Linked DNA regions of Homo sapiens: regions 2, 3, 4, 5, 6 and 7 are each linked to region 1. A link is a loop called in an ENCODE intact Hi-C map of the cell type or tissue named here. Cell type or tissue: B cell. All regions are shown on one strand. Region 1 has its middle 230 kb from the start of MIR4791. Region 2 overlaps LOC107986066 (a long non-coding RNA gene). Region 3 overlaps LOC107986066 (a long non-coding RNA gene). Region 4 has its middle 2.1 kb from the start of KCNH8. Region 5 overlaps KCNH8 (potassium voltage-gated channel subfamily H member 8). Region 6 overlaps KCNH8 (potassium voltage-gated channel subfamily H member 8). Region 7 has its middle 68 kb from the start of EFHB.

The links. A loop is a pair of places that touch in the nucleus more often than their neighbours do. Peaks named below come from ENCODE experiments on the same cell type or tissue, not always from the same donor. Only the 100,000 strongest peaks of a DNase experiment are listed, where the experiment ranks them.
Region 2: a loop joins it to region 1, with 5 times the contacts of the local background. A loop is called at or near these places in 6 of 110 quality-filtered maps.
Region 3: a loop joins it to region 1, with 6 times the contacts of the local background. A loop is called at or near these places in 20 of 110 quality-filtered maps.
Region 4: a loop joins it to region 1, with 18 times the contacts of the local background. A loop is called at or near these places in 4 of 110 quality-filtered maps.
Region 5: it touches region 1 in a loop (15-fold over the local background); 5 of 110 quality-filtered maps call a loop at or near these places.
Region 6: a loop joins it to region 1, with 10 times the contacts of the local background. A loop is called at or near these places in 51 of 110 quality-filtered maps.
Region 7: it touches region 1 in a loop (5-fold over the local background); 10 of 110 quality-filtered maps call a loop at or near these places.

What each region holds. Positions count from the first base shown.
Region 1 is chr3:19,541,699-19,545,698 of GRCh38, reverse strand. No RefSeq gene overlaps it. Among named protein-coding and RNA genes, the nearest start is that of MIR4791, 230 kb to the right of the region's middle. RefSeq lists an enhancer at 2,794-2,883. In B cell, CTCF peaks have their summits at 2,068 and 2,273 (motif pointing right); a DNase peak (open chromatin) is centred at 2,338; H3K4me3 peaks cover 1,511 bases; H3K27ac peaks cover 2,372 bases.
Region 2 is chr3:19,044,821-19,048,820 of GRCh38, reverse strand. The region is part of intron 1 of LOC107986066 (a long non-coding RNA gene); the gene reads right to left. Among named protein-coding and RNA genes, the nearest start is that of KCNH8, 100 kb to the left of the region's middle. In B cell, CTCF peaks have their summits at 1,995 and 2,194 (motif pointing left); no DNase peak of the experiment used is centred here.
Region 3 is chr3:19,062,887-19,066,886 of GRCh38, reverse strand. All of the region lies in intron 1 of LOC107986066 (a long non-coding RNA gene), which reads right to left. Among named protein-coding and RNA genes, the nearest start is that of KCNH8, 84 kb to the left of the region's middle. In B cell, a CTCF peak has its summit at 1,650; a DNase peak (open chromatin) is centred at 1,646.
Region 4 is chr3:19,144,425-19,148,424 of GRCh38, reverse strand. No RefSeq gene overlaps it. Among named protein-coding and RNA genes, the nearest start is that of KCNH8, 2.1 kb to the left of the region's middle. RefSeq lists enhancers at 473-1,066, 1,067-1,660 and a silencer at 1,354-1,525. In B cell, CTCF peaks have their summits at 1,457 and 1,660; DNase peaks (open chromatin) are centred at 384 and 1,234; H3K4me3 peaks cover 2,135 bases; H3K27ac peaks cover 2,059 bases; H3K27me3 peaks cover 504 bases.
Region 5 is chr3:19,212,164-19,216,163 of GRCh38, reverse strand. The region is part of intron 1 of KCNH8 (potassium voltage-gated channel subfamily H member 8); the gene reads right to left. Among named protein-coding and RNA genes, the nearest start is that of KCNH8, 66 kb to the right of the region's middle. In B cell, CTCF peaks have their summits at 2,186 and 2,388 (motif pointing left); a DNase peak (open chromatin) is centred at 2,393.
Region 6 is chr3:19,347,553-19,351,552 of GRCh38, reverse strand. It overlaps KCNH8 (potassium voltage-gated channel subfamily H member 8), which reads right to left. Exons shown (of 16, transcript NM_144633.3): 5 at 3,588-3,828. Among named protein-coding and RNA genes, the nearest start is that of MIR4791, 35 kb to the right of the region's middle. RefSeq lists a silencer at 2,494-2,543. In B cell, a CTCF peak has its summit at 2,407 (motif pointing left); DNase peaks (open chromatin) are centred at 2,462 and 3,672; H3K4me3 peaks cover 2,091 bases; H3K27ac peaks cover 1,575 bases.
Region 7 is chr3:19,864,511-19,868,510 of GRCh38, reverse strand. No RefSeq gene overlaps it. Among named protein-coding and RNA genes, the nearest start is that of EFHB, 68 kb to the left of the region's middle. RefSeq lists an enhancer at 2,791-3,990. In B cell, CTCF peaks have their summits at 1,354 and 1,560 (motif pointing right); a DNase peak (open chromatin) is centred at 1,580.

The DNA.
Region 1 (4,000 bases):
TCACTTTTGTGACCAGATAGTCACCTTCTCTGCTCGTATGGACGATGAGTTTTAATTTTGGTTACATCTGAGTAGAGTCCAAGTCATACATGAAAGTTTTTCTTAGACTTGCCTCTCTCCTTTCCCCAATGATTGGAGCATCTCAAGCCAGAAAACATTTCAGAAATCACCTGGCCGAATGTAATTCATCCCATTCATTACCTCCACAATGAACTTGACCAATGTTTATCTAGCCATCTTTGACCATTTTGTTACAGTTCCCTTTAAAATGCCAATTACTTTGACATGTACACAACTCTCAAAACAGAAATTGTGTTTCTATCCATGCTTACCTCTTGTCTTTTTGTTTCTGTGCCTGTCTCTTATGCTGTACTATTACATCCCTTTGATAGCCTTTAAAACTTCACGAAATAAAGAGAAGGGAGAACAAAGGATGTTCTGACCTATCGGCAGACCTGACGACAGATTGGTTTTCTATTTCTAAGAGTTATAAGTGACTATGAACATCATTGGTAACTGAAAGGAAACAATAAATTAATAGCCAGAAGCACATTGATGGGTCAAGAGATTAATTCATTTAGAGGAAAGGTTAATTGGATAGGTATGTGATAAAGACCTCTCAAGGAGATATTTTAATTGACATATCACTAGTGAGGAGAATAAGAAAGAAGAGTGTGATAAATTAGAGGATTTCAATTCAATTTTTTTTTTGTAATTCCCCAAACAATTTTTTTTATTATTATACTTTAAGTTCTAGGGTACATGTGCCCAATGCGCAGGTTTGTTACATAGGTATACATGTGCCATGTTCGTTTGCTGCACCCGTTAACTCGTCATTTACATTAGGTATTTCTCCTAATGCTATCCCTCCCCCAGCCCCCAACTCCCAGACAGGCCCCAGTGTGTGATGTTCCCCGCCCCGTGTCCATGTATTCTCGTTGTTCATCTCCCACCTATGAGAGAGAACATGTGGTGTTTGGTTTTCTGTCCTTGTGATAGTTTGCTTAGAATGGGGGTTTCCAGCTTCATAATGTTTTTTTTTTTTTTTTTTTTTTTTTTTTGCACTGATCTGACTCTGTGCTAACTAGGGTGAAAGAAAAAGATGCGGTTTCCTGAAGAGTTTTGAGGGAGAGAAGCAAGGACAGTCTAACTGCCCAGTAATAGCTTTTTCATTTTGTACATAGACCATTTTCCTCACTTTTTCCATTGTCTATCAAAATTTTCTGTAAAAGAAATAAAAATATGCTAGAGCCTTTGTATTCTGTGGATTAAAATAAATATATTGCACTTATCAGTAACTGTAGAAGAAAGACTTGATCCCCATTAAAGGAATTTTAGGCCATGAAAAATGTGTATGGACATGGGAGTCAATTTATGACATTTTTACAGAGAAGAAAACCTTGTTTAAAAGACCATATGCTAAAGATAGCTTTAAAAATATAATAAATCAACCATGTTAGTGAAAAACATAGTTTTATTATAAATAGTAATTCTGATGATGTTTTTGCATACAAGCACTCATTTTAAAAATACTATTAGGTTAGTGCAAAAGTAATTGAGTTTTTTTTTTACATTAAAAGTAATGTCTTTTAAAACTGCAATTACTTTCACACCAAGTATATCAAGAATGCTATGGTTTGGATATGGCTTGAGTTTGTCCCCCCTAAAACTGATGTTGAAATTGTTGGTTCCCAGTGTGGAGGCATTGGAGGTGGGGCTTAGTGGGAAGTGTTTGGGTCACAGTGGTGGATCCCTCATAAATGGTTTGGTGAGTTCTCACTCAGGCAAGATGAGATTCGGATTCGTTCTCATGGGAATGCCTTAGTTCCTGCAGAGTGGGTTGTTATAAAGCCAGGATGTGCCGGCCCTCAGGTTATGAATCTTTGCTTCTCTGCTTCCCCTCTGACCTTCTCCCATGTTATGAGGCAGCAGGAAAACCTCCACCAGAAACTGAGAGAATGCCACTGCCATGCTTCTTGTATTTTCCCACTTGCAAAATCACAAGATAGACTTATTTTCTTTACAAATTACCCAGCTTCAGATATTCTGTCACAGAAACACTAAACAGATTAACACAGAGAACTTTACTGTTTAAAAAGTAATTTTAATACGTTATTCCATTTACTTCATATCGAATGATCTTATGTAAATAGTATTTCCTTGTGTCAGTGGTCAGAATCTACCCTTCATTGCTCTGCTTGTGATACTACTGCTTGTGATACTGAACTGGATCTTGTAAATATTTCCTCTTTGTCAGTAGAGGGTGCTGGAGAGACACTGCAGAGGAAAGGGCTTTTTTCGTGGGTTCTGTGTCCTGCTTCTTTGATTGGCTCCTGTGGTACAGAGTGACCAGTGGTGTGTTGAACACCAGAGCCATTTCTCACACCAACCTTGGTCCACTTGAACCTCTGGGTGGATTTGCTGTTTGCCCAGCATGCATTTCCCTCTGGCCTCAGTCCAGTGACAATGGACCACTTCTTATCCAGGCAACCCAGCAAACCTCTTATTGGGCTATGTCTACCCCTTTTTCAGAAAGTCTGTATCCTAGCCTTGGAAACTTTCCAAATTTATTCCTTCCTTGGGTACCCTTTCTCCACCACAGGATGTTCTTTCATCTTTTCTTAGAAACCTATGTTCCATAATAATAATTATTTATTTTAAGCACTTCCTGTTCAAGTTACTGTGTGGTTTCTGTCTTTTGACTGGACCTGATACATACATACCTCATGTAGCAGATGCTTTTTGTGCTCTTCTCATACACACTCACGGTTCCAGGCTCTGCCTAAGACATTTTACTGCAAATTCCTGGGACTCTCTGCTAATGTTTTGTCTTTATATTTGCATAAGGACAGGCCAGATGTATGGTTAACATCTCTGGGTGCAGCCTTTAGCCATTGGGACAGATGGGACTTGGAGGATGAATAATCCAGCTTCTTCTTTGTTAGGTTGTGCAACTCATAAGTCATGTTCTGTAATGTCGTCTGGAGCTCCTTAGAGTGATTGAACCTCAGTTGCTCACAATGGTTACCTGCTCAATAATACATCACTTTCTAGCTTCCTTTTTTCAGTCTCATCTTGCCATTCCCTAATCAGTGTTTCCTGAATTTGTCCTCCAAATAAACTATTTCACCAAAATTTTTATATCAGGATATGCTTCTAGGAGAAGTCATATGGAAATATTCCAGTCTCAGAGAAAAGGGAATGAAGAGTCTGAGAATTTGTTTTGTTCAAAGCCAGATAGTTAAGCAGTGAAGTAAAGAACTCAGTTTATCTCAGCCCAAGTCTCACTCTTTATATTTACTTCAGAAAGTGTCTTTATAAAGACAGTGTTAACTACGTGTTAGATAAATGCAGACCTATTATTGTAGTCTAAATACATAAACCCTAGAGTATAGGTGTTGTACATATAACTCTGTAAAGTATTGCCCCATCAGCCACCTAGGCAGCAGCATTAAGATATAGAAACAGTTTCTAATAACAGAAAACTTTCTTTTTTCATTATTTCATATACGATATTTTATTGTCAGTAGGTACCACCTCTCCACAGTCAGATAGTAGATTATCAGTTGTTTTTTATAAATGTGGTTAAAACAGCACAGTGCTGCTCTTATGGCTTATATATGGAGCTGGTTTTGTGTTGCAGTATAAAGCTCTGATTTCTGAACACAACAACCATGTTTAAGCAAAATGAGGAAAAACATTAGGTAGTTTTTCCATGGGACACATTGTCTGTAGTCTTGAGGGAGGAACTTCTGTCTCAGCTCATGGTTCACAAGACCTACAATTGTGATCTGCTCTTGTAACCAACAATTATTCTTTTCCCAAGCTCAGACTCATGAAACTGAGATATGCCAATGATATCTGAGGAATAAAATCCTTCACAATGATATCTCTAAGCTAAACTAGAAATGATAGAATAGACGGCATTTTGGGGAGCCTATTCTAATCAGAAAGTGATATGTCCATCAACTAGTATGGTTTTAAAACATAGAGGAGTATT
Region 2 (4,000 bases), 500 kb after region 1:
AGGTTTGTGGAAAAGGAAGTTTGATAAAATTTTATGTGTGCTCAAGTTGGCTAAGATTTGAAAGGAAATTATTTGTAAGTTTTTAAAATGTAGTTTTAATGTCAAAAGTATACTAATGCAAAATTAGATTTTAGTTTAATCGCTCTTTTTTTTTTTTGATATGGAGTCTTGGACTGTCACCCAGGCTGGAGTGCAGTGGCACGATCTCGGCTCATTGCAAGCTCCACGTCCCGAGTTCACCCCATTCTCCTGCCTCAGCCTCCCCGGTAGCTGGGACCACAGGCGCCCGCCACCACTCCCGGTTAATTTTTTATTTTTTTATTTTTTAGTAGAGACGGGGTTTCACCGTGTTAGCCAGGATGGTCTCGATCTCCTGACCTCGTGATCTGCCCACCTCGGCCTCCCAAAGTACTGGGATTACAGGCGTGAGCCATTGTGCCCGGCCTAGTTTAATCTCTTAAAACAACAAGTTTTGTTTGTTTTTGTTTGTGTTTGTTTGCTTTTAGTATTGGTCTGCGCTTAATAATAAATTGTGAAAGGTTTTTCTTTAGCTTTTTAGTAATTGGACTGGGAAACAAAGAATCTGTGTTTTATCCAGATGATTTCCTGTAGTTCACGTTGGCTTTATTAGGCTTTCGATTACTTAAGAAAACTGAGTCCTCTTTAATAAAAGCTAAGGCTTTTCCTAGAAGTATGTGGTTTTCTGTATTTGCCATTGAAATCATTTAATAATCTCTACAGTTAAATGAATATATACTGTTTCACAGTGATCTGTGATTCTATTTTAACGAAGTGTTTCCAATCTTTTAACATTTTTGACAACTTCCCAAAATCAAATTGTAAACTAAGATCTTTTGATCTCAAACTAACTTCGGGAGTTTTCAGATGGACCCCTGGAATATCTCAAAAGAATTAAAAAAATTTTTTTTTATTGTTTAAATTTTTGTGTGTACAAAATAGATGTATATACTTATGTCATACATGAGATATTTTGATACAGGAATTTAATGTGAAATAAGTACATTATGGAGAATGAGTTATCTATCCTCTCAGCATTTCTTGTTTGAGTTGCAAACAACCCAAGTACATTCTTTAGGTTATTTCAAAATATACAATTAAGTTATTTTTTGACTATAGTCACCCTATTCGGCTATCATAATAAGTCTTATTCATTCTTTCACTCTTTTTTGTACCCATTAACCATCCCCACCTCTCCCAAGAATTTTTGTCTTATAAAAGGAAATGTGTTAAACTAATTGTCTTATATGATATGTTAAATTGCATGGGAAGTATGGTCAAATAATGTGATGCTGAACCTTTTTCAAACCATGCTATGGAAATGTTATTAATATGTGTTCCAGAAATTGTGCAAAACTCCTATAAATCTGATGGTCCTACAATAATGCTGTCAGTCATAATTCTAGTTAGTATCCTACAATATTGTATATCACAGAAAAAATGTAATTTCCCTGAAAATTGCTTTATAATAATTTCTCATCAGATATTTTGCATGGCCACTTTAAGTATTGTCTTCTACTACAGTTAATAATTTTACTCTGGTACTTTCTTGAGCACTATTGAAGCAACTATAAATGTAAAGTGTCTTTAAGGAAATTCATGGGACAGACTTTGATAAGTATACATTTCTGATAACTTTAAGATCATACTATTAAACTGGATGATAATTGCCATAACTCTAATGAAGAAGCCGATTGGTTCATGAAACTGCTAACCTAACATCAAGAAGGACAAGAATTAATTGAGTACCAAATAAACACTTTGGCAGATTTTCATGCTAAACCAGCTAGTACTGAAACTGTTAAAATATGCAATTTGAATAAACTCCACAGGATTGATCCAAGTCAAATTACCTAAGATAACCTATTTAATAAACAGTGCTGTGCACCAGAATTAGAGAATGAAAATTGATATTTAGAAGAAAGTATATTCAAAATTGACTGTGGACTCATAGAGGGCCCTGATGGTTGCCTGTTCTTTCCTGAGTCTTTAAAGTTTCTATTATTAGGAGCTCTGCACCCTGCGACTATGATGGAGTAGTCAAAATGATACAAAAAATATTGGTATAGAAACTAAGAATTTCTAAAATGGTCTATAACCACTGATTGGATTGAAAACTCTTAATCCTAGTAAAATAATAAAAACCTCAAGTGTTACATTTCTGCCACCTACTGGATTATTTGAACACTTAAAGATGGATTTCATTCAATTTCCACCCTCCATGGATTATCAAAATGTTCTTGTAATTATCTGTATGTTATTTGGTTCAATAGAAGATTTGCTATATAGGAAGGCTGGTGTTATACCAGTAACTAAAATATCATGAGTAAATATGTTTTCTTTATAGGATATTCTCAGATAAGTCTCTGATGATAGAGGCACTCACTTTACTATACATATTATAAAACAGTTACATAAAGTATTACAATCACAATGGCATTAACATTGTCCCTATCATCTTCAATCTTCTGGGAACATTGAAAGGACAAATGTTATTTTAGACACTAAAATTGGCAGAAAACCAAAAGAAAACATAATTCAACAGTTTGTAGTCAAGTCTGTAACCCTAATTCTCTAATTATTAGTAGTTTCCAGCCATGCAATAGTTCAGTAGTAGAGCTTTAAATAAATACTACTAGTGCTTTCTTACTGATGACCCCTAATGCGAAAGGTATCCCACAAGAAGTTGTCTTTTGTGCTTCTCCAGGATATATTTTCATCTGTGGAGGATTTATTGATCAGTCACATATATGAGCAATCCATGTCTCAACAAGTGGGAAACAAGAACTCAATGCATGTAATGGATTATAATGGTACCACCGTCACTTTATAATGAATTTGAAACTGAACATTGGTCTATACCTTCTAATTTGTATTCTAACATAAGAAGAAATTTGCCAGAAGGCATAAATATCTCTGTGATGGTTAATACTGAGTATCACCTTGATTGGATTGAAGGATACAAAGTATTAATCCTGGGTGTGTCTGTGAGGGTGTTGCCAAAGGAAACATTTGAGTCAGTGGGCTGGGGAAGGCAGACCCACCCTTAATCTGGTGGGCATAATCAAATCAGCTGCCAGCGAATATAAAGCAGGAAGAAAAACGTGAAAGGCGAGACTGGCCTAGTCTTCCAGCCTACCTACATCTTTCTCCTGTGGTGGATGAGTCCTGCCCTAGAAAATCAGACTCCAGGTTCTTCAGTTTTGAGACTCTAGTGACTCTTCCCTCTAGAGAACCCTGACTAATACAATCTCTAAATGGGCAGCTTTGATAGAATGTTTCTTCTTTGGCATGGCATAAATATAAATGAGGTTATGATTAAATATCTATCCAAACACTAGCTACTATTGTTGACTCTACTGCAAAGGCATCTCTATTATGGCTGATATTCTTACTTCCTCCCAGCCCCTACCAATCCAGCAATATTTCCAGCCTTTTCTATTAAGGTCCCTTAACTCCCTGTAGTCTTCCCTTTTGGACAAAATTTAAGATTACCCCGGCCAAGTGCAGTGGCTCACACCTGTAATCCCAGCACTTTGGGAGACCGAGGTAGGTGGATCACAAGGTCAGGAGATCGAGACCTTCCTGGCCAACATGGTGAAAACCTGTCTCTACTAAAATACAAAAAAATTAGCCAGGCATGGTGGCTTGTGCCTGTAGTCCCAGCTACTTGGGAGGCTGAGGCAGAGGAATAGCTTGAACCCAGGAGGCAGAGGTTGCAGTGAGCCTAGATTGTGCTACTGTACTCCAGCCTGGTGACAGAGCAAGACTCCATCTAAAAAAAAAAAAAAAAGAGATTGCCCCAACACTGTGTCCCTTGCACACAGGCCATGCACGATCTCCAGGTGAGAAACACTCTTTCATCTTTTTCCCTGACAAATTCCAACTATGCAGGTTAATTCCACCATACTAGAAACTTAACATTTTTCCCTGCCATTGATCAGCTAGTCAACCAGTCTCTCTTGTTCTTTGGATTTCTTAA
Region 3 (4,000 bases), 480 kb after region 1:
GAATTCACCATGTCCTTGAATCAAGACTCTCAACATCTTTGTATTTCAGTTTCCCACTGAAAGATTGTTCTGAGTGTTGAATGTTATATCATACATGATAGCATACAGCAAGGAGCTGGAAATGTTGTGAATCTTCAAATGTTACTTCAATCTATCTTTAATGCTTTTCTGTAGTTTCAATTTATCTACTAGGTAATAGGCAAAGAGTTCCTTGCCTTTATGACGTGTATCTTTATTTTGGCTCTTACACAGTAACTGACACACAAGTACTCATTATATTTTTGCTGAAAGAAGAGAAGGAAAGAAGAAAGCAGAAGTAACCATGAAATGACCAACAATTATACAATCAGAAACTGGTTTAAAGGCCAGCAGAACAAGTTGAAACTCTGTTGTTACGTGGATTAAAGATTTGTTATGTCTCTTTAAAGTAGAGTTTGATGATGGTATTTCAGAATCAGTTGTCTTTATTCAACATTATACAAAACACTCATCTAAATTTTGCCCAGAAAAATGCAGTTGTACAGAAAGCTTTATGTCATTATCACCAAGAAAATAATCATAATGCAGGATTATCCTACTGAGCCTAAGTCATGTCATAATTATTGTTTTGTTAATAAATAGTTGCAGCAAGATAACTGAGAACAGCAGCAGCCATCTGACCTGGGATATCTCATTAAAACTATAGGAGCCCAATGGAAAATGAAACATAAACATTAATTTTAGTCTCTAATAGAGAAGTTGGTTGCAGCCCAATCATTTGAATAATTTTTACTATTCAACAAATCTATCTCTCACAAGCACATTATTGTATATATGTGGTAGTTGGTTCAAAAGCCAACCCACCAAAGCCTGTTTAATGGCTAGTACACCTGAAGAAGTCTTTGTGCTTACAGGGCAGTGTGATCAGGTTTTCCTCATGGGATGCTAGAACTGTGTCTATCTTTCTAGAGTCTGTGAGATAGGAAATTCCTTTCTTGCTTCTAACCACTTCAATTCCCATTCAGCAGACAGGAGGACATGCTAACTGGAAGATTCGGGTATGCAACATTTGCTCTTGAACTGAATTTAACAGGGGTAAAGATTAGAGGAATCATTTCTGGGATGAGGAAAAAGACAAGAGATGTTCAGTGATCCTAATGGACTGTATATAATAATATTGAGACTATTAGCCTTTTATTCATTCCTCAACTTTCTTATGTATTGGAGGGAAAAAATACACACACGATGTCTAGCATATATTTTGTCTATAGTCATATAGTTATACATATAGTCATAAATTAAGCATAAAACTTAACAGCTATAAGGAATCTGTTACTTTAGTGTATAATTGCAAATGAACTATTTATTGGTGTTTTTCTGATGAGCTCCCTAAAAAGCTTTTTACAATAATTCCAACTCTACAAGAAGCAGAGAGTGACCTTTCCTAACCATGCAGGGAAAAACTCTCTGAGTCAACTCCTGTTGACACTACTGAGCTATTGAGCAGAAAACAATTCTCTCACCTCCACAAGTCTTGGACTCCAACCCTGAAATCAAAATGTAGACCCATTATTGGCCCTGCATTCACATCTATCTTTTTAAATGTTCTAATTTGAAAAAAGAATTGTTCTCACTTTAGTTTTCAGCCTGTGTTCTGTGGTTGGGGGCTCATGTGACAAGGCTACCATCTAGTGTGTTATAGACTTCATTACATCTTGAAACTAGAAAAAAAAATTATAACAGAATTGCACCACTACGATTAGCTAGTGAGGTTTTTCTGGTGATTTTAAGATGCAGGCCAGTCAAAACTCACTAACAGAATTACTATTTTCCATCACATTTTACATACTATAATTAAAAAATATCTCAAACTGTAGCCCTCACATTTGGAGTACTTTGCAGAATCAGAGAAAAATATGTATGCACATCGTTAGAGTCTGATTTGTGAAAGAAATCAGGACTGCTGAAATTAGATTGTATGTACAAAGATTAGAATCAGCAAAAATTTTCTTGCTTCACTGACAATTTTCAAACAAATTTAAACAGTCTATATAAATAACGTTGGTGTCCTGAACTCCGTTATGACTTGACAAGGTATTGGTGAACTCACACCAAAGACTTTTATAAAAAGAGGTTTAGCAAAGAGGCAGTATAAAATGGCGGCAAAGAGCATGGGTATTTAAAGCCAGACTGTCTGGGTTTAAATGCTGGCTTCCCTACTTAATAGCTGCGTAGACTGTGAGAGTGTTACCTAATGCCTGCATGCTTCAGTTTCACCATGTGTAGATGGGACTAGTATAGCAGTTAGTCACAGGGATGCTGTGAAAATTAAGAGAGTTATGATATACAAAGAAATCTACTTTGCTTCTTTTAAAAAAATAAATATTGTTCCCTTTATTGAATAACCAAGGATAGCCCGAATTTGGGTTTTAGAGACTGCATCACTTTATTTAAAGTCATACAGTTGGTAGTTAATAAAGAAGGAAGCCTAAAATCTACTTTTATGTTTATTTTTCTCCTTAGACATCAGCCAAAGAAGCGGCCTTGTTTTCTGCGCTGAAAAATTGCATTTCAAGGATCAATGCGAGGAAATAGCCAAAAAAAGAGGGGAGGGAGAGGAATCTGGAAGCATGAATGTTATCAGAATTTTTCAAAAAGTAGGAGAAAAGCCAACTGGTTTGCAATGAAAAGCGTCTGCTCATAGAGTTTAGCTCACTCGCTCTCCACCCTTTATTGAATTACATTCAATGAATCAAAATGAAGTGAAATGTCATATCTCAACTGCCTGAGTAATTGAAAAAAAATATGAAACAGAAGCCCATTTTGTCGTATAATGAAATCATAGAATTTACAGAAAAGACATGCAGAAACACAAAAAAGTAACAAAGTTAGTTAGTGCTGAAGGCTAACTCCAGAGGCGCTTCTCAGTACTCAAAACAGACTTCAGCAGACAAAATAAAGGTCACTAAAATGACATTTTTATTGATAACTAGCTCTTTTAGTAAGCATTGATCAGGCCAATTAATTACAACATATATAATTGGGAGAAATTACTCCAGCTTTGCAAATACCATTTACTCACACATCTCCTTACCTATGTTCTTCTCAGCATGCATAGGCACAGATATTTACTTGGGGCAAGAAGGGAGGCCCAGTAAGGGTAAATTGCTCTTGTATCTTGGAGAATTGAGCCAGGACTAAATGTAAGAAACCCAGAAATGTCCTAGAAAAACAATTCCTAAGGGCGCAAATATTTTTTAATATCAGCAGAAAAAAGCTCCTATGAACACCAGAGAGCAGAAATGTTGAAGAGCTTGACAATCAAGGTGATCACTTCTCCACTCTTGCTCTTGTGGGAGCTAATTCCTCAAAAGCCATCTAGATAACTACCTGGGCAACCATTAGTTATAGCAGACACCTTTGGTGTCTTATGCCACAATCCCACAGCGCAAGAGTATTTCAGCAGCAGGTGTGGTGGACAACACTTATTCAGGCTGACAGTTTCCCACCTGGATTCTCCAATGTTATTACTCAACAGTTTCTCAAAAACCAAGGGAGCTTACTCATAACATGTGGGAGAATTAATCTTCCCAGGGGAGATCATTATACAATGGGAGATTGGAGTCACTAGAAAAATGTCTCAACCACCCACCTTTTCATCAGGTAATTTTGAAGTGCATTCTGCAAGGTTTCTCAAAAGTCCTTAGTGGGATTGCACCCCAGTTGGCTACTGCAATAACCAGTTCAAATAACAGACACTTTTAAAAGCTTCCCTTTCTCTTTCCTTCCTGCTTTCTGGAATTACCTCTCCAAAAAAATCTACCTGCCTCTGAGTGCTTGTTTCAAGCTGTGCTTGTAAAGACTCCAATATTATAGTCTGGATAATTTTTGGCTCCCTGCTTTGAGTTATTCTTCATTGGTCAGATGAAACATTCAAGGATCACTATTAACTTACCTGGCTTACCTATAATGAATCTTTGGCTGTCTGACATCTCTTGGAGGGAAATAAATGCAAACGTCC
Region 4 (4,000 bases), 400 kb after region 1:
CCCCCCCACCGTCCCTCCGCGGGCAACAGTGCCCGCCAGGCGCCGCCGCGCGGTGCCTCGCCCCCCACGTCGCCCGCCCGGAAAGAGCCCGCAGTGGCCCGGGGCGCCGCGCCCTGACCGACGTCTCTGGGGTCTGGGAGGGCGGCGCTGAGAGCTGGGAGAGGCGCTGAGCCTCCCGGTCTCCACGGGACGCCGGGAAAGGAGAGCGAGCGCAACTCCCACGCCCCGGGAGCCAGTGAACAAAGACCCCTTTGTTCCCTCTCCGTCCCACTCCCGGGGAGACTGGAGTCCCGTGGGTGTGGTATTGGAGAAAGGGAGGAGACAGGTCGGGGCAGGTATCCGGCCTCAACCTAGAACTTAGGAGGGGGAGGCCCCCCAGTGGTGTCCAAGGGAGCAGAGGCAGCCAGGAGCCCCACGGGGAGGCGGCCCCCTTCCGGAGCACTTGCCATTGCGAGCCCACGCGACAGGGGCAGGGCAGCCCGAGTTAGTTGTGAGGCCCATCCCCAGTCACCAGGGTCTTTTAGTCCGGGAAACTGGCCCCGAGCTCCAAAAAGGGGTGCTTCAGCCCTTCTCCCCAAATTGCCATTGGCCTCCCCAAGCCATCCCAAACTTTAAAAAAATAGCCTTTTGAACGGACAATGGATGGTTTCCCATTCTCCGGTAAAATGTGAATAAAGCATTTCTAGAAAAGTTTGCTATTTTTATTAATTTGCAAAATACCACGTAAGTAAAAACAGTAAGGCTGCCTTCCAAAAATAGCTTCAAACACAAATCCCCTAGCCTGCCCCCCTTTCCCCAGCCCCCACTCCCGAAGACTGACACCTCCAAGAAGAAAGCCTGGCGGACGGCCAGGAACTGAAGGCGTCTCAGAAAACGAAAGTGGTCTCTCCCAGTCCTCCCCCCTGGCCCCCCCCGCGGGGACTCCCTCTCGGCCAACGTTCTGCGGGGAAAGTCGCCCAAGCCTGCGGCACAGCCCTGTGGGGAGTGCAAGGGGACACCCAGAGCCCGAACTTTATAGAAAACTCTGCAAGGGAGGTGGAGTGTGGAAGGGAAGTTGAGAGCCCCAGGGTAGAAAAACAAACGTAAGCCCAGGTGCTAGTGCACCCGGAAGGAAAGGAGGGAAAAAGCAAACAGGTGTCAGAGCCGCGGCGAGGCAGCTCTGATCTCCAGGAACTCGGGCGTGGCGGGAGGAGGGAGGGAGGGCCCACCCCCCGCCCCCTTACTAAGGGGGTTTCTTGTTTCAATTATCTCGGCTGTTGGGGCTTCGGGGGGGACCCCGCGGGTTTCGTCACGTCTGCCTTGGGCTCCGGGAGGGAGGGGGAGAAGAGAGAGAAGCGGCATCCCCCTCTCCCCGCCCCCAGGCCCCCTTTCTCGTGATGCACTTCCTGCGGCCGAGGATTCCCTTTGTGTTGAAATTCGAGAAGATCCGGCAGAGGCTCTAGGCTAGCTGGGCGGGGGCGCGCCGGGGAGGGGACAGGATTCCGGAGTGGGCGGCGCGGGGCGGCCATCCCAGAAGAGAAGCTACCAACGTGGGGTTCCTCGCCCAGCTGCACCCTGCTTCTGCCGCAGGTCCGTCCCTGTCCTCCCCTCAATCCTTGTGTCCCACCCCAGCTTCGCTTTTCGGAAACCGAGCTCACGCGGGTGGAGTCCCCCACGCGGCGAGCCGATCGCAACTGCAGGTGGCTATGTGGCTCAGTCTTGGGCGGAGCTGGGGAGAAAAAGATGAGGGAGTCCCTGTTGTTTGGGTGGCGCATCGTGTCCCAGAAAATTCAGGCTGTTGCTGCCGATGTAAAACGGAGATAAACGCCACCCGTGAATTGGCTCGAAGTTCAGGATGAAATGTATTAGTTGTAAGCTATGACTGTGGTTCATAACAATTTGCACTGTAGGGCCGTGTGTGTAAAAATTGTTTCCTCGTGGTCCTGATCTGTTACCTAATATATGAAATCACTGCAAGAAGCAAGCCACATAGTGGCTTAAAAATGACAACCCAAAAGAAAGCCCCAGTTTCATGGCAAAAGGAGCCTGGCATTTATCATTCACTGTCTCCCCTCCAACACCTATTATGTGTCAGGAACTGTGCTAGGCATGGCAAGATCCCTGCCCTAAATTCAAATTCAAGCCCTGTATTCTACTGAACTGCAGTAGATGGACCTAACTATCTCTTATATCCTTTGCCCACCAAGAAGTGTTTCTTAATGAAGACAGCCATCACCACTCTGGTCTTGAGTTCCAGGCCCTTTTTAAGTTCTAGCCCGAAACCTAATGTTCATCCTAAGGGTTTGTGGCATCAGTGAGGCCAAATTGTGCCATTAGAACATGACCTCCATCCAAGTTTAAGTATATTAAATCCCTTTAAACATGTTTTGCCACCTGGAAAGCAAAGACCGTGAAAGAAGCACCATGGGAGTCTGGAGTTTTCACTATCATCTGCCCCAAATCACCAAATCTCATGTGCTTTCCTTAAGGAAATTTTCCCACTGTCCCCACTTATTGACACAAAAAAACCCAACTCATTTTGTTGCAACTCATTTTATTGACACAAAAAACCCCAACTCATTTTATAGTAGATCACACACTACAGGGATGTGATCTTTCTCTACGGACTAAACGAGACAATGCTACAAGAATACAGGATAACCACACAATAGAGTAAACTTAATGCCCTCATTAAAAATATTGATGTTCATGACAACACATGGACACAGGGAGGGGAACATCACACACCCGGGCCTGTTGGGGGCTGGGGAGCTGGGGGAGGGATAGCATTAGGAGAAATACCTAATGTAAATGACGAGTTGATGGATGCAGCAAACAAACATGGCACATGTATACCAATGTAACAAACCTGCACATTGTGCACATGTACCCTAGAACTTAAAAGTATAACAATAATAATAAAAAATTCATGTTCACAGAAAAGATATTTTTCTTTCACTTTAAAATGTAAAGGAAGGCACAAAATCCCTATAACCAGACCAAGGTACTCTATTATGTACTATAGAAGGCCTCTAGGTAAAACCAACCTAGGCAAAGTTCACTGATACAATAAACTGCCCCAAACCCTACTGACTTAAAATGTCAACAATATTGTATTTTGCTTTCAGATCTCCAATTTTTACAGGGATCAATGGGGCAGGTTATTTCTGAGTACACTTAACCTGGAACTGGAATATACACTTCCAAGATGGTTCACTCAAAGTTATGGAAATTTGGTGCTGGCTTTCAGCTGGGAGCTCAGCCAGTGCTAGGGCCTTGGGGCTTCAGTTATTGGTGTAGATCTCTCCAGGAACTACTTGGGCTTCCTCACAGCATGGTGGTTTCCAGAGTGTCTGAAGAGACAGGAAGTAGGAACTGCCAGTTTCTTAAGGCCTGATCTAGAAACGGCCAGATTGAAAGCAAGCACAGAATCCAGGTTAATCAGAAAGGGGGAAAAGTCCAACCTTTAGATGGAACAAGTATCAAATAAAATGGAGCCATGTTTTAAAATCTTCCTATCAATTTGTTAGTATTTTGAGTTTCAAAGGAAGTTGCCTCATAACAGCATTCCTTAATGTGATTAAAAATCCATTTTTACCTATTCTTTATGTCTCCATAAGCATTTGAGATTTATGGGTACAAGATCTGGGTTCAACTCTATAATTCCTTATAGGGAAAATGTAACACACAAGAGAGAAAATACACATTAAATTCACTTAAGAGTTATAAGCCACAGATAAAGCAATTTTTATTCTTATTTTATTTAAGACTGACTCTCATTAGCATTTGATGTTGTCTTTTCAGACTGACTGGAACTGGAAAAAGCTTCAGGGCTCTCTATATTAGTTTGATGGTTTTAGGTCGGCTTCACGTCTGTTTTCTAATTATAGCATTCATCCAATACCATGACACAAAATAGCTGCAAATGCCTTATTGATGCATATGTATTTGACTGTAGGCACTGAAAATATTCTTAAACTTTTTCTGGCAACAAGAATTTTAGCCTTCGCAAGAAGGCAAT
Region 5 (4,000 bases), 330 kb after region 1:
ATAATTCGAGTTGTTTGTGAATGATAGGTACATCCAGCAGGTTCACTTAATAGACAAACTTTGTTAGCAAAACTGCTTATTCAAATTACCAGAGGAACTAGGTTTCTTGAACCCATAAATGGTTCATTGCAAACATGCCCATTATTCTAAATTCCTATTAATTTTTCAATTCCCAGTTGGATCCAGCTGCCTTCAAAGGCACATTTCTATTTGCAGTTGCTGACACTCTGTAGAAATGGCTAATAATTTCATCTAACTGTGGGACACTAAAAATGTGACAGAATTAGCTACAGATGTACTTCATCCAGCCACAAAGAAAACATGGCTATGCCGAAGAGAGTGTAATCACCTTTCTGACGTGGGTAAATTGTCTCTCTGCAGAAAGGAGAGCCTACTAGCAAGAATACCAGTCTTTCATTTATTGGTTTGTTTGTTTTTTGAGAAAGGGAGAGAAAAAGTTGTGGGCTGTCAAGTAATTGGAGTCATATGGGAAATTTGGAGTCATACTCTAGTAAGTAGCATTGAGTAGGCTAAGAAATCCCCAAAGGGATCTGCATGCAATGGTCAAAAACAAACCACAAAATCAAAACATAAGCTGGGATCATGGAAAAGAGACAATTAGATCCAAGACCTGTTGACTTGTCTGCTGAATCTTTCACTGTGTTTTAGAGCATCTGAAAATAGAATCGGTTGAAAGAAGCTGTTCTCACATAGTGTTGGCCCAATTATCTTTCAATCTTTCAATCTCTCATAAATCTAGGTCCTCATGGTTCTCCCAGGTCTCTGAGCAACACTTCAATTGCCTCTACCCCGTTCCCCAATAAGTGCTAGTGTGTGGTGCCAGAAATTATAAATAAACTGTTATGGCCCCCACTCATAGATTATTTACCTAAAAGGCATTCAAGTGTCAAGATATCATCTTAGTTTCTGTACCTTAGTAAATGCCAGTGCACAATTCCCAGGAAATGGAGAACTACTCTACCCCAAATAAACCTGATGGGAGAATAGCAGTGTGATTTAGCTAGACATGCAGACTCACTTCAAGGAACTGGGAAGGTAGAGCTCCAATTAGAATGCTGGCCCACATTCTAGGGAAGAGATACAGGCCCAAGCCAGTAACAGCAGGGTATGTGTAAGCCTCCATGAAACAGATAATGGGCGTGCAGACCTATGGCAACAGTGGGCACAGGCCTTAGATATTGGTGCATCAATAATCACATATTTTAGTCTGATCTAATGGCAGACCTTTCTCCAGGCCAAGGTGGCTCAGCATGGAAGACATACTGGATTAGGGAGAACATGTTGAAGGTGAAAGAGTATCTTAACTATGAGACAATGCTGGTTAGAGAGCACGAGATTTGGAGTTAGAGAGATTTGGTATAATTACTAACTTCACTATCTTCTAGCACTGTGTCCTTGGTACATGTCTAATGTCAGGTTCCCCAGATGCAAAGCCTGAGGCAAAGGCTAGGATATACCCAGTTTATTGAGGGAATACTCTCAGGAAAGACACATAAGAGAATAAGGGAAGCAGGATTGAGAAGGAGAGAGAAAGCTGAGAAAAGACATGGTTTCTGGTAAAGTTTAGCCTTGGCCTGATCCACAGGGGAAGTTAGGAGGCAAAGTGTACCCACAGAATTGTCCTTGCCTTAAGTCAAAGGAGCTGGCTTTTATCGGTTAGTCATTGGATCTAGCCCATAGGTGGGAGAGGAGGAAAAGGTGGCTAACCTCCTGAGCTAGGCAGCACCCACTAATGAAGGGCAATTATCCAAGGAAAGGGACAGCTATGTGTTTTGTGGCCAATGCTCCTAGCAGCTATGGGATGGTCCTATAGCAATCTGGATCCAATCCGGATAAAGATGTCACATGGTAAATTAAACAGACAACATTTAATATAGAGAATTATTAACTCTGATAAAAGTGTAACTATATATTATCCTAGGGCTTAGGGAAAAAATCCAAGGAAGGGCAAACTTAGAGAAAGTGCAGTTCAGCTCCCAACGTCGTAGAGAATTACATAGGTATGGCCAGGCCAGAGGTGGTCTGGAGTTGCTGGGCCAGCAATAGGCCATCACCCTCTAGAGTGCTGAGTGCCAGCCCAGAGCAGATGATCAGCAACTAATCCCACGGGCAGGCGGGGGTGGTAGAAGCCCAGGTGCTGTCAGCAATAGGAGCACTTCAGTGGGTGCTAGCCATGCCTACCTCTGGTTTCTGTGTCAAGAAGGCTGAGGAGAGACTATGGCCATGCTGAAGCTGCAGGCTTGCAGAGGGACTGTGTTTTGACCTTGATACTGGAGTAGACTTCACTAGATGTCCTCCTACCCACATGGCCAATACCAGGACCATTCTGAAAAAGCCTGCAAAGCCTTTTCCTCCTCTATTGTCCCTCTAGCACCCTCTACTGAGAACGATTAACATTATGCTCTCTTTAAAGGGGAAGTACTTAAAGGAATTCCGTTATCACTGAGCATATGCTGAAGACTGCATTCTGAGCTGAGATGCAATAAACAGATGACTGAAATAGTACCCCAGGCCAGTAAAGACATATCAAGATGACTACTGGTTTTTGGCCCAAGCAACTAGAAAAAATAAAGTCTCAATTCAAGAGCTGAAGAAAACTGGGGGATTGGGGAAGCATTTTGGTGGGAAAGAGAAATCAAGGCTTTGTTTTTTGATATTAATCAGAAATGCCTACTAGACATCCTAGGGGGGAAATACCCAGTAAGCAGTTATACATGGGCCTCGAGTTCAAAAGAGAAGAGGCTGTTCCAGAGATACAAATTTCAAAGTCCTCAGTTTAGAGATGTATTTAAAGGCTTGAGACTGATGGGATCACAGAATGAGGTGCATATGGATGGAAAAGGGGACAAGTTCAAAAACAGAGTCCTAGAACACTCCTATTAAAAAAGATAGGATTGCAATGTTGTCTTAGGTTTCATAGAGGAAATATCCTCTTTAATTTAAGAGAAATAGATTACTCGTAAAGGCAATGAGTTCCTGTTCCATGTGCACAAGCAGCACTTGTTAACATCAGTAAAGGATGCTGTAGAGATTCCTACATTGGGTGCAAAGAAGGAGTCTATGATCTCCAAGCTCAAAGCCATCAATATAGAAGATAATTAATGAGAAATTGAGAGACTTTTAATTAAAGACCTGCCCTAAACTTGCTCTGTGGCTTTATCAAATCATGAAACTCCCTTAGTCTTCAGTTTTCTCATTGAAAAAATAAAGGAGTTGGATGAGATATTCTTTAAGATTCTCTTCTGAGACCCAAAAGTCTATAATTATTAGGCATCCATTTTTGTGCTACTTAACCCAGATGTTACAAAACCCAGCTACAGAAAAAATACAAAGTGATTTAACTGAAGAATTGCTGATATGCTCAAAATTAATTAATTAGATTCTTGGAGTCTGACAAAGGCAAATCCTTTCCAGGTAGTTCCTGAATTATCTTTGCCAGAGCTCCTGTTCCCACTTCCACTCTGAGGTGGTGCAGCTGTACTTCTGTACTTCTGTGATAAGCTAAGGCAAAAGAAGAAAATTTAGCTCAATTCAAACAGTATGAGCCCCAACCACGAGACAAGTACAGTGCTAGATGCCTTGAGACATGTGAACAGGCCTTTTCAGGATTTATAAACTAGTCAGTAAATGGCCAAGTAAATTCTAATGAAGATAAGAATAAATTACTACCCAGAAATACATAGTGCTGGCTGTGTGAAGGCCAAAGAGGACATCAACCATCTGTTGGAAAGTGGGGCTCACACAGATAAAGCTGGTATTCACGTTGGGGCTTGAAGATCAAGAGAGTTGCCAGGTATGTTGAAGAATAGAAGTTTTGGAGTCAAGTGGGTCTGGGTTTCAAACCCAGCTCTATTAGCTGTTAGCTGTGAGACCTTTGGTGAGAATATTCACTCTTAAAATCAAGGTAATACTTTTCTCTTAATGTAGTTGTGATGAAAGATGTAATAATTATATTTAAGATGCTTAATAAATATGTGAA
Region 6 (4,000 bases), 190 kb after region 1:
GTAGAGTTTCTGCCAAGAGATCCGCTGTTAGTCTGATGGGCTTCCCTTTGTGGGTAACCCGACCTTTCTCTCTGGTTGCCTTTAACATTTTTTCCTTCATTTCAACTTTGGTGAATCTGACAATTATGTGTCTTGGAGTTGCTCTTCTTGAGGTGTACGTCTGTGGCATTCTCTGTATTTCCTGAATTTGAATGTTGGCCTGCCTTGCTAGGTTGGGAAAGTTCTCCTGGATAATATCCTGAAGAGCATTTTACAACTTGGTTGCATTCTCCCTGTCACTTTGAGGTACACCAATCAGATGTAGATTTGGTCTTTTCACATAGTCCCATGTTTCTTGGAGGCTTTGTTCATTTCTTTTTAATCTTTTTTCTCTAAATTTCTCTTCTTGCTTCATTTCATTCATCTGATCTTCAGTCACTGATACCCCTTCTTCCACTTGATCGAATTGGCTACTGAAGCTTGTGCATGCGTCATATAGTTCTCATGCCATGGTTTTCAGCTCCATCAGGTCATTTAAGGTCTTCTCTATGCTGTTTATTCTAGTTAGCCATTCATCTAATCTTTTTTCAAGGTTTTTAGCTTCTTTGTGATGGGTTCAAACATCCTCCTTTAGCTTGGAGATGTTTGTTATTACCGATTGTCTGAAGCCGTCTTCTCTCAACTCGTCAAAGTCATTCTCCATCCAGCTTTGTTCCGTTGCTGGCAAGGAGGTGCGTTCCTTTGGAGGAGAAGAGGTGCTCTGATTTTTAGAATTTTCAGCTTTTCTGCTCTGGTTTCTCCCCATCTTTGTGTTTTTATCTACCTTTGGTCTCTGATGATGGTGACGTACAGATGGGGTTTTGGTGTGGATGTCCTTTCTGTTTGTTAGTTTTCCTTCTAACAGTCAGGACCCTCAGCTGCAGGTCTGTTGGAGTTTGCTGGAGGTCCACTCTAGACCCTGTTTGCCTAGGTATCACCAGCGGAGGCTGCAGAACAGCAAATATTGCAGAACAGCAAATGTTGCTGCCTGATCCTTCCTCTGGAAGCTTCGTCTCAGAGGGGCACCCAGCTGCATGAGGTGTCAGTTGGCCCCTACTGGGAAGTATCTCCCAGTTAGGCTACTCAGGGGTCAGGGACCCACTTGAGGAGGCAGTCTTTCCGTTCTCAGATCTCAAACTCCATGCTGGGAGAACCGCTCCTCTCTTCAAAGCTGTCAGACAGGGAAGTTTAAGTCTGCAGTAATTTAATAAATATTAAATGGTATGAACACTACCTTCACATTGTAAAGATACAATATTACAGGCAATATTACAGGCAACTATTTTGTCCCCAGTATTTTAACTTATTTCTCAATGATCACTTTTAGGCCACCTTTTTGAAATATTTTATAGAATAAAGGTTTAGGGAAACAGAGAAATATTAATTTAAGCCATTTTTCTAAATATGCTATAATAAATTGTAGATATGCTTAAACTCATTTAAAAGAAAGAGCAGGCAGATAACAGCAGGAAAGAATAGGAAAGTTTTTACTGCTTATAAAAATAAGTTGGTCAACAAGAGATTTCAGGCAGGAGTCACACTAGAACTGCTTGCAGACCAAAATTTCAAATCCTAAATCTTTGCAGAAAGTAAACACCAAAAAAATTGGAATGGGTTTTCATTCCTTTGCATGTAGCTAGTAAGGGATGGGTATTGCCTACTGGGAGAACCATCTTGCTGCTGAAGCACAGTCGAAATGACAGTAATAAAAAACACAGAAGAATTTAGGGGTTGCTATCAGGGGAGCAAATGAGTCTCCATTGGTTTAGTAGAGAAAAGCAGCCTTAAAACAAATAAACAAAAACTTTTAAAATATCTCCGTCAAAGGTATGAGTTTTTATGGGAGTAAGTCAGTCATCATCTGCTAATGAACATGTGGTAACAGAAGTGGCTTCTAAGGCCAAAGAATGTCAAATATCTAAGAACCAGGAAGAATGGAAAGGAAAGTTCAAGATATAACTTGACCTAATAACAAAGTTGTAAATAACAATAAGATGATGAAGTATTTGTTAAGCAGATACTTACATCTATTATTTCACAAAACCCTATGAAATCACTACTACAAAAAACGAAGGCTTAGCCATGTTGAGTGACTGCCCAAGTTCTTGAGAACTTTGACCAGGGCATGGGGAGTGTTTTTATGATGCTAATTTATGTGTGCATCATGGGTGGGTGGGAGGAGACTTCAAATGTTGGCAAAGTAAAAGGATACAAAACCACAGACACACCCAATCTGTCTACCATTTTCATTTTAAATTCTTGTTCAAACTGGAATGTTATTTTCCATTTAACCATTATTTAATAGATCCCTTTATGGTTACATCTTTCTAATAAAGGATAGCTATATTTTAAAATAAAAAAATTAAAAATAAAATTGCCGTCTGCCTAACTAGACAACATTGCCATCTAGTGGCCTAAACACACTATAGCTACCACTTCTGGGGTGACAGCAGAGGTCCTATCAAGGCTCTGAAGGGTGTGCCCAGTAGACACAATGTTAATAACGATGCCAAGCCATACCAAGAGCACACAAACTCATCCAAAGCAAACGTGCTGACATTCAACCAGAAAACGCACTCTAGCCTCAAAGATTTAACAGCTTCACTGAGAAAAAACCAAAAAAACACACAAAAAAACAACTACTACCACCATTGAACCAAGGTTTTGATGTGCCTCACTTAATTATTTATTTTTCTTTGAAATTTTAAGATCCATTTCTCACTCCTTTGTTCACCTACCTGCTTGAAAATGTTTCCAAACATCCTCTCATCTTTACAGTAAGAATATAGCCCTCTATCACCATGACCAAGGAAAGAAGCAGGTATCAGCTGCTAATGACAGTCAATAACTCAACAGGGAGTCAATCTGTGACTTACAGACCCGGAATCTGTCCTAGAATGAGCAAGCCAGAGCTAGGCTTTGGTCTAAACAAGATGAAGATTTAAGGGACAGGAAAATAGGAAAAGGCTTACAAGATTGGCACAGACGCAGCTTCAACTGAGGTACACAATATTCTAGTGATAAATTATCTTAACAAACATCCTTTGGGGCCTTTTCTTTAATTAAAATCAGATACTCACTGCTTCTCCAGATTTACTGCAAGGCTTATGTAACCCTTTGTTTCTGCAACCAGGTCATTTATTGAAACCATCAACATGCTGAAAGGGCACGGAAGGGCATGGAGAAAGAACACGTCAAGGAGTGGACCACTGTCACAACACCACTGGTGGGTTTTTGTCAAACCCATCTCTGACCCTACCAGTTTAAGATCATGAAGGATGTGAGAGTACAAACAAAACAGCTGTTAAATCTTTTTTAGCCCATTCTGGATGAAATAAGTATAGAAACACAGGAGATCAGTTTAGATCTGTTTGAATAAAGGGACAGGAAAAGTTGGAAGAGGCAATTTTCAGAAATCCAAATACAGTATGTGCTTCTCCAAAATTTGCAACAGAGGCTGAATCAAGCCCATGCAAATGGATCTTAGTTCAAATTCATGTCAGAAAAATCTGGAACACACTTCACTTCTCATATGCAAATATCGTAGGAAAGCAGCTGTTTGTTCTTACCTATAATAAAAAGAATCTCCACTGCAATGTCACTGACGGTTGTGCTCCGAGTTGTGGACAGGTCGTCATTGCCAATAAAGCAAACGTTGTAAGGTACAGTCACAGCAACATAAAACGTTGCCAACAAAATAAGCCAGTCCCAGCCAGCTTTAAAAGTGCTAAAATGCAGAAGTATGAATTTGGACTTTTTTGCATCAGAAACTTTATACTCCGGAAATGCTGGTTTATCTACAAAAACATTCTGTGGATGAAGACAAAAAGGAGAGAAAGGAGAAACACAACATTAGAAACAAGGATTACATAGCTTGAAACACACACTTTTGTGAGTAGGATCATTCACTACACAAAGCAGTATCTTACAAGTGACTTTTAAAAGTTGGTGACGCAAAGCATCTAAACATCTAAAACTGAGC
Region 7 (4,000 bases), 320 kb before region 1:
AGAGGGCCGGGTGTGGTGGCTCATGTCTGTAATCCCAGCACTTTGGGAGGCTGAGGCGGGAGGATTGCTGGAGCCCAGGAGTTTGAGACAAGCCTGGCCAACATGGCAAAACCCCATCTGTACTAAAAATACAAAAATTAGCCAGGTGTGGTGATGCTCACCTGTAGTCCCACTTACTGGGGGGGCTGAGGCATGAGAATCGCTTGAACCTGGAAGGCGGAGGTTTGCAGTGAGCCTAGAGTGTGCCACTGCACTCCAGCCTGGGCAACAGAGTAAGACACTGTTTTTTTTTTTTTAAAGAGGGCAGAGAAAAGATGCTTTTTAAACATATGAGATTTTATAGCACAATTCGTGTTGATAGGAATTGTATAGTTGAGGAGAATAAAGGAGTAAGAGGAAATAATTACAGGAGCAAATTCTTGAGTTGGGAAAGGGGTTGGGATACAGTGTAGAAGTGGAGAGGTTTCTTTGGAACAGCTGTCAGTTGTATAAGAGGACAACAGGATGGCAAGTTGTATATATAAAAAAGGGTTATCAGCTGAGAGTAAGAAAGGAGGAGGGTGTGTTGAGGGCTGGACGAAAGGTGAGGAAGGAGAACTGATTTAGAGAGTGAGGCAGTGACTTGACTAGAAAACATAGTAGGACTGCAAGCCCTCTTGAATTTTTTAATTATAAATTTAAAATGAGATTGGTCACTTGGTTTTGTGTTTTTCTTCAGTCAGTTTTTTTCTTATGCAACTACTAGACTTTGGATCTGGAATAAATGGAGATTTATATTTGACTAGGGCTGGAATTTTACCTGCGGAATAAAATGGTGGGAGGGAGGCACAAAGTTGAATTTATGCAAGGAAATAGTTCTAGTGACGTGACATGGAGACTAAGATCTGTCAGGAAGAAGTTCAGAAATGAGATGGTACTGAAAAAATGGCAGGGATAATGAACTGGGCCATTCCTATGGGTCAAAAGTTGTAGAGGAATACTATAAAAAATAAGCTAGAAAAATAAGTGTTGGTGATCAGAGTGGAATGCCTGCAAATGAGATTCTGCAGGTGGTAGAGATGTTGGTAATAAAATTTAGGGTGTGATAATGGGCCTGAGTGACTAAAGTAGGTGGAGAACAGGTTCATTAAAAAAGGGAGTTCAAGAAGTGAGAAGTCTGATGTTAAGTAGATGAATCACCTACAGGGACACTGATACCACCAAGAAAGATGACAGGGAAGGTAGTGGAGAGAGAGTGACCCAGGTTATGTATACCTTTGAAATAATGATGATAGCTATACACACTATTATTTTAGAAAAATGCATATACGTGTATACTTTTGACCATGTGATATTCAGTCACCCTATCTCCCACAGATCTCTAGACCAGATGAATACTCAAGTAGCTTCTAACTTCAAAATTTCAAATTTATCCTCAGGTAGATTTACTACCTGCCTCTGTCTCCCATCCATCCATCCATCCAGCCATCCATCGGTGTGACTAATTGCTTATCTGTGCTTTGGTTAAATACCCTTTTTGGGAGAATATTGTTCTTTGAATGGCGTGGCTAAGAAACGTGATTTCCCATTTTAACGGTAGGGGGCACCCTAGCATTTCCAAACTTAGCGATGAACCTTAGCCAACTGTGTGGAATAGCAGCAGCTGAAAAGAGAATGTTAAGCTGGAGGAAGAAGTCTACCACAACGCTTTGCAAAATCCAGGATGATCTATGCACTTTCTTTTTTAAAATTATTATTTGGTGGCAGAAATTAGGCTGAAAAGGCACATTTTAAATAGTACTAGCAACCTAGAGAGGAGATTTGCTTGGATCATAAAGTGTCATCTGTTAGAGAAAGAAGTAAAACAATGTGAAATACTCAGATGAGATATAAATAAATATTCAAATATATCACCATGTTCTCACCTAAACTATGTTTCCATAGTGTTCAGGATAGTCTCGTTAATAGTAGAATATATTGAACCTATAAAAAGTTTTAAAGACTACTGTTTCCTAGCTCAGGCAAATAAACTTAATACATTTTGTTCACAGCATGGTTAACCAAGGAACTTGTTGGAAATATTATATGGGCCAATAAAGGGTAATTTTATTTTATGTAGTAACCACTTATGAAAGCTCACCATGGCTTGACGTGAAGAGCTGGGCTAGTTAGAGGTTAACACCCCAATCATAAACCAACAATGAGGATAGACTTGAAAGGCATTTCTTCTATTATAAAACATTTACAGTAATAACCTCGCAAAAAATAATGGGATCTATTTAAAGCTCATTTATTTCCCAGCTAAGTGGCAATTTCCCATCACTCAGAATGCTAATACTTCCTCCTGAAACCCTAGGGATAATCCAATTCATGTGTGTTCATTAAAAAAACCTGGTTAAAATAAGCAGGTGATTCTGTTTTAATAATATCTGTCCTGCCAGCAATAAGACAGTCTCAGTTGCAAATAAATATATCAACAAACAGATTTTCTTTAAAGCACATGGGGTCTCATATCATTCCCGAATTAGCCAATTAGCATGATGCTATTGGAAGAGCTAATTAAAAAGTGCATTTAGACTAAGAAATGTTTCCTGAGAGTAATCTGGAGCTTATAGCTCTTATTCCATCTGTAATTACTCTGCCAGATTTTCTACTCTGTAAATAGAGGTGAACACACCTTCACCTGAGCAGAGGGAAAGTCTTTTTCATTCTCTTGGAGTAAATTATATATATTAATACCTTGAAGTGATTAACATACGCTTATCTTTTTAAAAAGGCACTCCCCATGCCTAGTCTCTCAGTTGTTAGGTGGTGGTTAACTAGTAATTTAGACAGACTAAGAATGCTCTTTTGTCCAGAGATCCAGCCTGTAGTTTGCCCTGTTAGAAATATTTTCATGATTAGAATTTTTGGTCAGCGGTAAATTAATCATCTTCTGCAGTAAATATACCTATCTGAATTACTGAGATTTACAGATAGACTAGCACATCCATTAATGAAAAAGAGTAACAAAAACTAAAAAAAGATTTACAGATATAAAAATTTTGCTAGGAGGAAGTGTGAATTGGGGACAATAGGGAATGAATAAATTTATATTTGATATCCTCTAAGTTAGTGTGTTTTAAATTTTAATGTGCATATAAATCACCTGTAGATCTTGTTAAAATGCAGATTCCGATTCAGTATGTCCAGGGTGGAGCCTGAGATTACGCATTTCCAAAGCTTCCAGGTGATATGATGCAGCTGCTCTGGGATCTCACTTTGAGCGAGAAGGCTTTGAGCTTTGTGACATTTATGTGACTAAGCTCACAATTATTCACACTTGTGATGGTTAATAGTGAGTGTCAACTTGATTGGATTGAAGGATACAAAGTATTGATCCTGGGTGTGTCTGTAAAAGTGTTGCCAAAAGAGATTAACATTTGAGTCAGTGGGCTGGGAAAGGCAGATCCACCCTTAATCTGGTCGGCACAATCAAATCAGCTGCCAGCAAATGTAAAGCAGGAGGAAAAATGTGAAAAGGAGAGACGGGCCTAGCCTCCCAGCCTACATCTTTCTCCCATGCTGGATGTTTCCTGAGCTTGAACATCTGACTCCAAGTTCTTCAGTTTTGGGACTTGGACTGGCTCTCCTTGCTCCTCAGCTTGCAGACAGCTTGTTGTGGGACCTTGTGATCATGTAAGCTAATACTTAATAAACTCCTGTCTGTCTATCTATCTATCTATCTATCTATCTATCTATCTATCTATCTATCTATTCTATTAGTTCTGTCCCTCTAAGAGAACCCTGACTAATACAGATATTGGTACCAGTAGAGTGGGGCATTGCTGAAAAGATACCCAAAAATGTGGAAGTGACTTTGGAAGTGGGTAACAGGCAGTTGTTGGAACAGTTTGGAGGGCTCAGGCTCAGAAGAAGATAGGAAAATGTGGGAAACTGTGGAACTTCCTAGAGACTTGTTGAATGGCTTTGCCCAAAATGCTGATAGCAATATGGACAATAAGGTTCAGGCTGAGGTGGT